Linked DNA regions of Homo sapiens: region 1 is linked to region 2. A link is an interaction called in ENCODE POLR2A ChIA-PET data of the cell type or tissue named here. Cell type or tissue: PC-9. All regions are shown on one strand. Each heading gives the region's core, and the rest is flanking DNA. Links, peaks and the distances in the headings are about the cores only. Region 1 overlaps ATXN1 (ataxin 1). Region 2 overlaps ATXN1 (ataxin 1).

Region 1 (5,389 bases), core at 90-5,089, 110 kb after region 2:
CCAGCAGAGCTCTCTGAAGTCTAGGGGGAGGTGGGTGTCTGTGTTGTAGATTGGTGACTTTATAGAATGTGCTTCCAGGAATGTGAGCATACACACCCCTGGCAACTGAAAGTAACCAATGGCTTTTTAACAGATCCACTTTATTTCAACGTTTGGAGATTAACCCGCAATCAAATACTGCCGTATGAGTCCGTGCTAAGACTTCATCATTTCACATTTTCTGTCAAAAGCCTTTCTTCAATTGCACCATAGTCCCATAAAATCTGAAAATATCACATGACTGAGGATCTAAGAGCCAAGGTCCTGAATCACACAACATACTCATTAGGGAATCTTCTCCCTTTCCCCCTTTCAGATATTTTAAAATTAAAACGAAGGGTGGAGGGAATTTATATGTAATGATATTGGCCTGATGGCAGTCAACTTATGGCACACATGAAGGCGAAAGGAGCAGGGAAAGTTTTTTCAGGGAGAGGTGGAGATGGAGCCTACATATATTTAAAATTGGAGGCCAGGTGCGGTGGCTCACGCCTGTAATCCCAGCACTTTGGGAGGCTGAGGCTGGCGGATCATTTGAGGTCAGGAGTTCAAGACCAGTCTGACTGACATGGTGAAGCCCCATCTCTACTAAAAAAAATATATAAAAAAAATTAGCCAGGCATTGTGGTGCATACCTGTAGTCCCAGCGACTCGGGAGGCTGAGGCAGGAGAATCACTTGAACCTGGGAGGTGGAGGCTGCAGTGAGCCAAGATTGCACCACTGCACTCCAGCCTGGGTGACGGAGTGAGACTCTTTCTCAAAAAATAAATAAATAAATAAAAATAAAATAAAATTGTGATGCAAGACACTGCCAAAGGAGAAGCGGACAGGGTTATGGGGAAGGAACATACACATCATCATACATGTCTCCAATATAGAAAAATGCTGCATTCCCAAATGCTGCATTATGAATGAAAACATCAAGGCAGGTAACACCATGAAGCCTGTGTCTCTAATCTGGCTACCCAAATAAGGCTACTAATGCTCATCAACAGGGTAGTATTACATTGGTAAGTGTGAGTGAGTTTGCAATTCGATGAAAAAAATATATATACAACTGAAGATTTCTAAAAGATAATTCACTAACTTACATTCACCCTTTTACATGGCTAGTCAAGAAGAGCAAAAGAATGCTCTTACATGGACTGAGACTCAGGTTTTAAGACCCTGCCAGATTTAATAACCTCTAACTTTTTACCTTGAAAGTTACTGAAGTATATAACACAGTTGTATAAAATCAATGTACAAAGTAGTACATTATTTCAAAACCCACAATTAACAGCCTATGAAAACCAACTCTTTCTGGTATTAGCACTAGTTTCATACATCCTTTTAAATGTTAGGGACATTGAAACATCTTACTTCTTCATTACTGAGTGCCTACTTTGTGCTAGGCCCTGAGGATACACATGAGTAAAATATGGTCCTTGCACTCTCCATCTAGTTGTGGGGAAAATAAACAAACAATGGCAGAGTATGCCACGATTATGAAAGAGGAAAGCAGTCTGAGTGGTGGAATGGATTCTTCTTCCTATAAAAAGAATATAAAATTGGGTTTCCTATCCTGATTCCCAACTCACAAATTAAAGTTTCGGTTATGGACTGCTTGTTGTGATAAAATAATTTTAGTATGATTCCTTCTGGTTGGAAACATCTTCCTACCAGATTTAACTACAAAACTGACCTCTACTCTGGAATGTTCAACTGGCCAAGAAAAGTGTTACATCAACACCAATCACTTTTTTTTTTTCTATTCCATCACAAGATTGGGGATATCATTGTGTTCCTTTCCTCTTATGTCCACTGAACCCTCTGCTGTATTTTGTAGCCTTTCAGATCTAGGCGTTTGTCTCATTTTGCTGTTTCATTTTATTTTCACTTAACTAGTTAACACTTTTTTTAAAACAATGAATGAATCATGTCTGTAGTGGCCACTGCGAGCAAAGCACCATGGGAAATGTAAAAAGGAACAAGAGGTTGTCCTTGTCCTTAAAGATTTCCAACCTGAGTCAGGGAGACAAACATGTAAACAAACAATACGGTGTGAATCAAGGGGAATGTGGGTGAGCGCTGAGAGATGACGAGCAAAGAACTCTGCTGGCAGAGAGCTCCCAGCTGCAACACAGGCATTAATTACGTGTGCTCTGGGAGAGGGGAGTCTTCTATTTTTTGATTCCCCTCCCCAGAATCAGTGCTATTTGAAAATCCCACGTAGGTAAGAGGACAGGGAGGCATACAAAGCCTAGCCATGTTATTTTTACAAGTCAAATATGCTACTGCGTTTATCTAATACTTAGATAAAAATTATTTTTCAGGCCATTGCTTATTGAATTTTCTCTCTGTGTCCTCATCATTAGGTCAGGAGTGGTTTCCAGTAGGTGCTCCACAAAGAGCAAAAAGATGGGGATACAAAACTTGTATAGTAGAATTTTTTTTCCAAGTCCTATTTATCTCATCTGTTTTGCCTGTATCTTGCTTCATTCACACCAGAAAAAGCTGACACATTTGTGCCGTTGTCTGCTGAAGGTTAGTCTTCATGAAATTTAACATGAACATTTGTCCTTTCAAGCAGCTAATTCCTTTTTAAGCAGCTAAATGTTCACCTATGTCTTTCACGGGATGACTAATTGTGAATGTAAGCAAGACAACTGATGAAATTCAGATATAATTGTTTACAATTTTCTATTACTGCTCTTAATTCATTCTGTTTCTGTCAACTATCATACCCTATTTTCTATATTTACAGTGCACTTGAAATTGTTTATGCAACTTAAAAAAATTAAATGGTCATCTGAAAAGTGTTTGGTGCACTCGAATGAGATTTTTTTCTTGCAACTTTTATCAGGGGCTGTTTGCCTAAAAACTTGCTGCTCTAGCCAAAATGTTTTTAGCACAAAATTCTAGCAATAACCTCAGAGCTATCTTTTCTTTGCCACTTAATTTTACCAAGAGCAAAAAGAAGGGAAAAAAAAGTCTCTTCATTTTGCCATTGCATGGCAAAAATGCACATTAACTTAACTCTTCTATGGCAGAAATACAAATGAAATATGTCCAATGCCAATGTTTAAGTTACTTTTAGGATTTCCGTTGACTATCTTATTTTTTCATAATCTGACTTCTTGGATATCTATTTTAATTCTTTTGATTTTGAGAAAATGTACATGTTTGTACCAATTCTAAAGTCTCAGCCAACTATTCAATATTTTCAGCGATTTAGGTAAATCTTACTTCAAATTCTTACTAACAATGCCACATAGTATACCAATCATTATCATTTTTATTCTATCTTATATTAGAAGATGGCTTTTAAGCCAAAATGTTATTTTCTTACAGTTAGTTTGATATGCTATGCTCACAGAGAACCTGGCTGTCTTTTGGCTGGGATGTTCCCAGCTAAAAATGAGAAATCAGAGACAGAAAGCTGAGTAGGAACATAGGATGTGGAATTAAGATTGACCTTTATAGAATATTTTTATCATTCCTAAGAGATTGGAATATTCAGCATACTAATAATTTTCTGATTTAAATATAAGTAGACATCACCATATTAATTTCACCAAAAAAAATGTTTAAGTTAATTTATCAAAAGGAAGGCAGGGAAAGAGAAAAAGAAAGGAGTGAAGGGGCTGGGTGCGGTGGCTCACGCCTGTAATCCCAGCACTTTGGGAGGCCGAGGCGGGTGGATCACCTGAGGTCAGGAGTTCGAGACCAGCCTGACCAACATGGTGAAACCCCATCTCTACAAAAACATACAAAATTAGCTGGCTGTGGTGGAGCATGCCTATAATCCCAGCTACTTGGGAGGCTGAGGCAGTAGAATCGCTTGAACTCGAGAGACAGAGGTTGCGGTAAGCCGAGATCACGCCACTGCACCCCAGCCTGGGCAACAAGAGTGAAACTCCATCTCAAAAAAAAAAAAAGAAAGGAGTGATGGAAGAAAAGATGGATGGATGGATGAATAGATGGATGGATAGGTGGGAGGGTGGATGGATGGACAAATAGATAGATGGATGAATGGATGGGTGGATGGATGAATAGATGGATGGAAGGATAGATGAATGGATGGGTGGGTGGGTGGACGGATGGGTGGAAGGATGAATAGATGGATGGATGGGTGGGTGGATGGATGGATGGATGAGTTAGTGGGTGGATGGATGGATGGATGGATGGATGGATGGATGGATGGATATATGGGTGGGTGGATAGGTGGATGGGAGGATAGATAGATGGATAGGTGGGTGGGTGGATGGATGGATGGATGGATGGATGGATGGATGGATGGAAGAATACAAGGGAGGAAGGAAAAAAGGGAGAAAGGGGGGACAGAAGTAGGGAGGCAAAGAGAAGGGAAATATAGTGGAGTGAGTTTTTATGTGGGCGGTTAAGTTCAAAAGTTAAGCAAAAGTCATATATAGTCAAAATTAACTTTGAAAATCCTTTGGCTTTCCCACAAGACACTCCACACAGGATTTTATGTATACTGCACAATCCTTTACTGCACTTTTCATGTACACTGAAGTGTGATAACTATTGGGTTAGACTACAAGAAAGAACTCAATGGAAGAACACATGTAAAAGTCTGTACATTCAAACCATTCCTCTTTTAAAATTAAGTATTGTATCACTACAGTTAAACGGGGGGATTAGATAAAGATAAGTAAAATATTGGTGTTTTCCAGCAAGTATTACTTCATTCTGTTGTAATAGTAAGCTTCTTTAACTTTAATGAATATTAACAAATGTACTGTTGTTAAAGTTAAAGGAACTGTAGGATCTCCTATTGAGTTCATAATGTGGTAATATTAAGAGTAATTTTTAAAATAATTTCTTTTAAAGATAAATATTTAATGTGATTGCTATATTATCTGCCTTTTCAAAAAGTTAAAGCACATAGTCAAGTAAGTGTCAAAAATTTGCCAAGGCCCAATACACCTTTATTTTTCTTTCCTAGTTTTTCACTGTCTTGAAGTCTTTTACCCACAGTCTCCCATATTCAATACAGATAATAAATTCTATCAGAATGTGTAAAGTTCAAATAGGTATCAGAGGCTGCTGCCCTGCCTCTTTGCTCTGTACTCTTGTTTTTTTCTGGTGGGAGCAGAATTGGCCTGTGTAGAGGGTCAGGGGTAGACCCAGGCATCTTTGGGACACTGTAACTAATTATCACAACATTTGCTTTCAGAAGCCCCAGAAAGGCCCCCTACCCCCCAAACATGTCCTTCTGTTCCTTCCTTTTCTTTCTTTTCCTTCTCTAATCTACAGTGTGCTGAGTTCCAAAGCAAATTCTCATCCATTATACTTTTCAGCTTCTTTTTTGAAACATACATTCCTCCGGGAGGATTAACAAAC
Region 2 (5,389 bases), core at 214-5,213:
ATTTCATCATCTTTTTGTCAACGGGGAACACAAATGCCCGCTCCAGGTCCAAGGGCTTAGGACGGAGCATCTGATTTATATTCCTTACTTTTTAGGATACAATTGGGAGAAGCTCACGAATAGAAAGAGAATTCTCTAAGATTTCAACAGGTGTATGATCTGGGATCATATCATGAGGGAGTCAACAGACAGCATGGACCTTGCTGAGTAAACAGGATGTGGGTCCAAATCCCAGCTCTTCTACCTTTTCAGCTGAATGACCTCCAGGCTTAGCAGCCTCTCTAAACCTCAGCCCCCGTCTATAAAGTGAGAAACATTGTAACACATACATGATGCTTAGCAGAGCGCCTGGGCATTCATACTTAGCAAAAGTTGGTTGATATTCTTACCCTTCTACAACTATGTTCTCAAGAAAAATCATTTTTGGGAGAGTGAGATAGGTAAGAAGAGAGAGGAGGCCATCGTGAAGCGAACAAATGTGTAAAATGAAAAAAAAATCACTTACAATCTTAATTTGTAACTACCTAAAAGTAGGCTGCACAGAGAAATGAAACTATGTCTACACAAAAACTTGGAAAGGAATGTTCATAGCAGCACTGTTCATAATAGTGAAAGAGTGGAGACAACCCAAATGTCCATCAACTGATAAATGAATAAACAAAATAAGGTATAGCCATACAATGTTACATTATTCCATCATAACAAGAAATGAATGACTGATGTATGCTGAAATGTGGATGATCCTTGAAAGCATTATGCTAAGTGAAAGAAGTCAGTCACAGAAGTCCGCATATTGCATGATTCTATTTATATGGAATGTCTAGAACAAGCAAATCTATATATAGAGAAACAGCTTCGTGGTTGCCAGGAGCTGAGGGTAGAGGATTGGGGGAAAATGGGAAGTGATTGCTGATGGGTATGGGATTTCCTTTAGGGGTGATGAAAATGTTCTAAAATTTATTGTGGTGATAGCTGCACAGCTCTGTAAATACACTAAAAAGCAATTCATTGCACTTTTTTTTTTAATTTAAATAAGCTATGCAGTCCTCAATGCCTCCTGCTCCCCATCTCCTGAATAAACAAGACTTTCTTCCCTGGGTGAGGGTCTTGATAGGTAGAATACTGTACACGGAATACAGAATTCAAGCAGTTCCTTGACTTATGAATATCAGAAGATGTCCATCCTCTTTCTCAGGAGACATTTCCAGGTGGATGCCAGAGGAGGTTATTTCTCTTCTTCCCATCTGCTTCTTTAAATCTTAGCTCCTGCATTCTGTTTCCCCATATGAGCATAGTGGTTAAAAATCAATCTCTGCTTTATCTTCACAGGCGAAAGCTTTAAAGTGGACAGGTCTTTCATACCTAGTTTGAAGTTTATGAAAAAGAATAAGGGGGCTACTCTGGAGTACTGTGAGTTTTTTCTGCTTCTCCACACCATAAGGACAGGGTCCCTGTAAGCAATTGTCCTCCAAACCAATCCACCTAATAGGCCACATCATTTTGTTTAGGGAAGAAACTGCAAAAAGAGATTACTGAAAAATCATTCCCCATAATCTATTTATTTGATGTTTGATTTATCTGATAAACATGCCAAAATATTGCCTAAAAAGTAATCTCTAACATCATATTATTACTTCCAGGAAATCAACCTTCTCCATAAAAATCAACAGTGTTTTTAAAGGAACGTTGAGGTTAAAAAAATCAGAATGACAATTTATTCATTTGCAAAAATAACAATAATCATAGTAATAATAATAATTTCCACATGAACCAGAAGGTCTCTGGGTAATGCTGGCTTTTAACCACAAACACACACATGCACACCAACAGAAACTGCCTTTGCTATTTGAACATTCCAGGAATCAAATGAAAACATTGCTCAAAAAATTTCCAGGTAAACCATGTTAATATCTAGGGTTAATAAAGTCTCTTTAAATGTTAATAAAGTCTCTCCATAAAATGTTCAGCCCTGAAGACACAGAACAAATGATAAAACATCATGTTTTATAACAGGTTACTATGGTCAATGGAGTATCAGCTATAAAATATAAACTTCTACTGAGGAAAGCACATCCGGCAAGTGTAAAATAGCCCACTGGGTCCAATTTCCATGAAGAGGTGCCAGCTCCATTTGGTATGTACAATCTACAAATGAATCCAAGCACTATCAGAACTGTTAACTGCATGACTCTGGATGGTAGGGGGAGGGAAGGGTCTCAAAAAAGAGAGAAAAAGGATTTTTCAGGATACTGGAAATTGAGAGCAGATTATAAAAGATTTACGTTGAATAACAAGAATAAAGCTTTCATGTATCTCTATGTGAAAAAAATAGCCTAGAAATCTGTAAACTCCAACTTGTCATAAAACATAAATCCGTGACACTTAATGACTTATAATCTACAATTAACATTTCATGTTTTTGCATCCAGATATAAGAAATACAATGCCCTATTCTGTTTTTGCTTGGGTGAGGCTAAAAAACTCAGTACCACCATGTTTTTTGTAGGGTCAAAGAGACGGCTAAGAGATCCCCTTAATTAATAATTTTTGTTGGCATTTTACAACTCTGGATTCCCCCAAACTCCTGCAGCATTGGTGTAACTTCTAGCTACTCTCATAACATTGCTGTAATCTCAAACTCCTGGGCTCAAGCGATCCTCCCGCCTCAGCCTCCAGAGTAGCTGGACTATAAGCACATCTCACCATGCCTGGCCAATTAAAAAACAAACAAACAAACAAACAAACAGGCTGGGCGCGGTGGCTCACGACTGTAATCCCAGCACTTTGGGAGGCCACGGCGGGCGGATCACGAGGTCAGGAGATCAAGACCATCCTGGCGAACACTGTGAAACCCCGTCTCTACTAAAAATACAAAAAAAAATTAGCCGGGCATGGTGGTGGGTTCCTGTAATCTCAGCTACTCGGGAGGCTGAGGCAGGAGAATCGCTTGAATCTGGGAGGCAAAGGTTGCAGTGAGCCGAGATCACACCACTGCACTCCAGCCTGGGCAACAGAGTGAGACTCCGTCTCAAAAACAACAACAACAACAACAACAACAAAAACATTTTGTAGAGGTGGGTCCTCACTGTGTTGCCTAGGCTAGTCTCAAACTCCTGGCATCGTAAGTTGTCTTTCATATGCTTTGGCATTCAATGCTCAGTAACAACCTGAGCATATTTAATTATAATGCCTCACCTTTAAATAGTACTCTACAGTTCATAAAGTGCTTTCTTTCACACTGATGTAGCCTTCCTTGTATTAAATCACAGCTTTGCAGTTCAATTTTTGCAAAACCCTTTCAAAGGTACTTGTCAATTAATGAAGATTAAACATAAAGGTGATCTGGAATCTATGAGGACAATCTGGGGGGATATGACTGCCAACTGAAGATGGCAGAAAAAACATGCCATTGAAATTATTCTCACAGTTTTGACAGTAGAGAAAAACCATCAAAAGATACCACAAAATGCATAAAATTAAAGGGAAATGTTTCTTGCATGGGCTGCAGTACTGTTTTAAACAGAAGGGAAAGACCATTAAACATGACTGGTATTCACTAAATTTTAACTACACTGGCATCAAAGTCTGAGCCTGTGAGTGCAAGTCAGAATAACTTGCGCTTATTCTGAAATAAATGTTTCTTTCCACTGCAAGGGTGCATGTGTGAGGGGGGAACAAAGTATTCTTTTTAATATGGAAGCACATCACCCTGACAATCTAACTCTGACAAGCTTGCATAGTCCTAGGCATTCTATTTCTACCTCCTAACAGAACAGCATCAGCAACATTTGTGATCATATTCTGTCAGCTGCTCTGCTAACAATGAGAAATTTTTACTTGTATATGGATAGTAAGTTCCCTGAGAAGGCATATCTCCAGGACCAGTGTTCCGCCTTTTTACTTTACAATCTAATGTCAGCAAGAGTATTTTTGTGCACACATTACCCATGCACACAGCTTAGAAATAAACAAGGTGTGTAAACTGCAAATTGGTTCCACAGAGCAAATAACTGATTCACCAGATATCTGTAAAAGCAAATATAAAATCCATGAATTATGTCTCTGTATTGAAAAACCATAAAATGCTCAGGACCTTTATGTTAACTAAAGTATTTTCCTTCCATGTGTTAGATTTTCCCCTTATATGTGTAGAACACACACACAAAAGAGAATTATAAACGTCAGAGCTCTTTTAACCTTTAAAAACCAACACAGTAATTATATTGCAAAGATATCTGACAACCCAGAGTAATACTAGAAAAGGATTATTTCTGCGCCCCCTTCTTTTAAATAGTTCTCAATTTTTCTACAATTTATAGGCGGACTGTGCAAAAGATTTTCATAGCCATGAATCCTATTAAAGATACATTGGGAGATAAAATAAAATCACTATTCCAATTCGCAAGAATATTTGAAACGCTGCCAAAGGGAATGTTTCTCCAAACATAAAGAGAGTATTAAATTTTAAGAGAGAGGCTATCATCAAAACGAAGGCAGAGAGAAGTACACATAAGTCAACCTGACAAGCCCATATTGATAAAGCAGAGATAAAAGTTATCTCCAGGTTACATGCCCGGTACAGGCAGTTCTCAATGTATGAATGAGTTGTATACAGAAAGTTCATTTGTAAGTCATTTATTTGAAACTCCAAACACATTTTCTCAGAGAAACAGTGTTATAAATAGTGCTTAGTTTTGCAGGAAGGCAAAAAGAGCTATAGAGCTTATAATATAGACAAACTCTAGTACCATGAGCAGGGGACAGGAGGTGAAGAAATCATGAGGAGGTGGGTGACTTACAAATGAACTTTCTTTTTCGGTACCTGGAAACAACCAAAGTTTTTTTTTTCTGGCATCTGTCTGCCTCTCCTATACTTCTCCCACTGTCTAAATGCTTCATCCCAGCCCATATAAGAGAGCACCAAAAAAATTTAATATAGTTAACCCTTTTTCCCAAACTCCCCTTCCCAAGTCCAGTTATCTGGCAATCAAAGGCTAATAAAGAGTTCAGTTCAGTAAAGACTTGTTTCTAGGTTTTGACAGCAGATCTAATCTTGAGAGAGAGGAATGGGGACATGACCAAGCTCTGGGTATACACACAAAGAATGAACCATCTGGGAGGACTGGATAATTTCAGGAATTTCCCCGTAATTTAGTAATGGTAAACAAGAACAGGACCCAGCTCCTAAGAAGTGCAGATGAATGAAGTAAAGTAGAAGCAGGTTCCTGACCAACAGGTATAGATCAAAGGCAGGGCTTCTATCCCACACCTGGTTTCTAGCGGCAGTATCTAGAAGGTTCCTTGCCTTTTCATGGGGAGCCACACATGACTGCCTGCTCTTCTTCCCATGAAGATAACATAAGGGACTGTCAGTTCAGACCCGGGTGGT

What was found. ChIA-PET counts read pairs that join two places held together with the same protein. Peaks named below come from ENCODE experiments on the same cell type or tissue, not always from the same donor. Only the 100,000 strongest peaks of a DNase experiment are listed, where the experiment ranks them.
Region 1: POLR2A ChIA-PET joins it to region 2 with 5 read pairs; 3 of 35 experiments call an interaction of 5 or more read pairs at or near these places.

The regions. Positions count from the first base shown.
Region 1 is chr6:16,675,090-16,680,478 of GRCh38, forward strand. The region is part of intron 2 of ATXN1 (ataxin 1); the gene reads right to left. Among named protein-coding and RNA genes, the nearest start is that of ATXN1-AS1, 83 kb to the right of the region's middle. In PC-9, for the core only: no CTCF peak of the experiment used is centred there; a DNase peak (open chromatin) is centred at 2,042; H3K27ac peaks cover 2,206 bases.
Region 2 is chr6:16,563,826-16,569,214 of GRCh38, forward strand. All of the region lies in intron 4 of ATXN1 (ataxin 1), which reads right to left. Among named protein-coding and RNA genes, the nearest start is that of ATXN1-AS1, 190 kb to the right of the region's middle. In PC-9, for the core only: no CTCF peak of the experiment used is centred there; no DNase peak of the experiment used is centred there.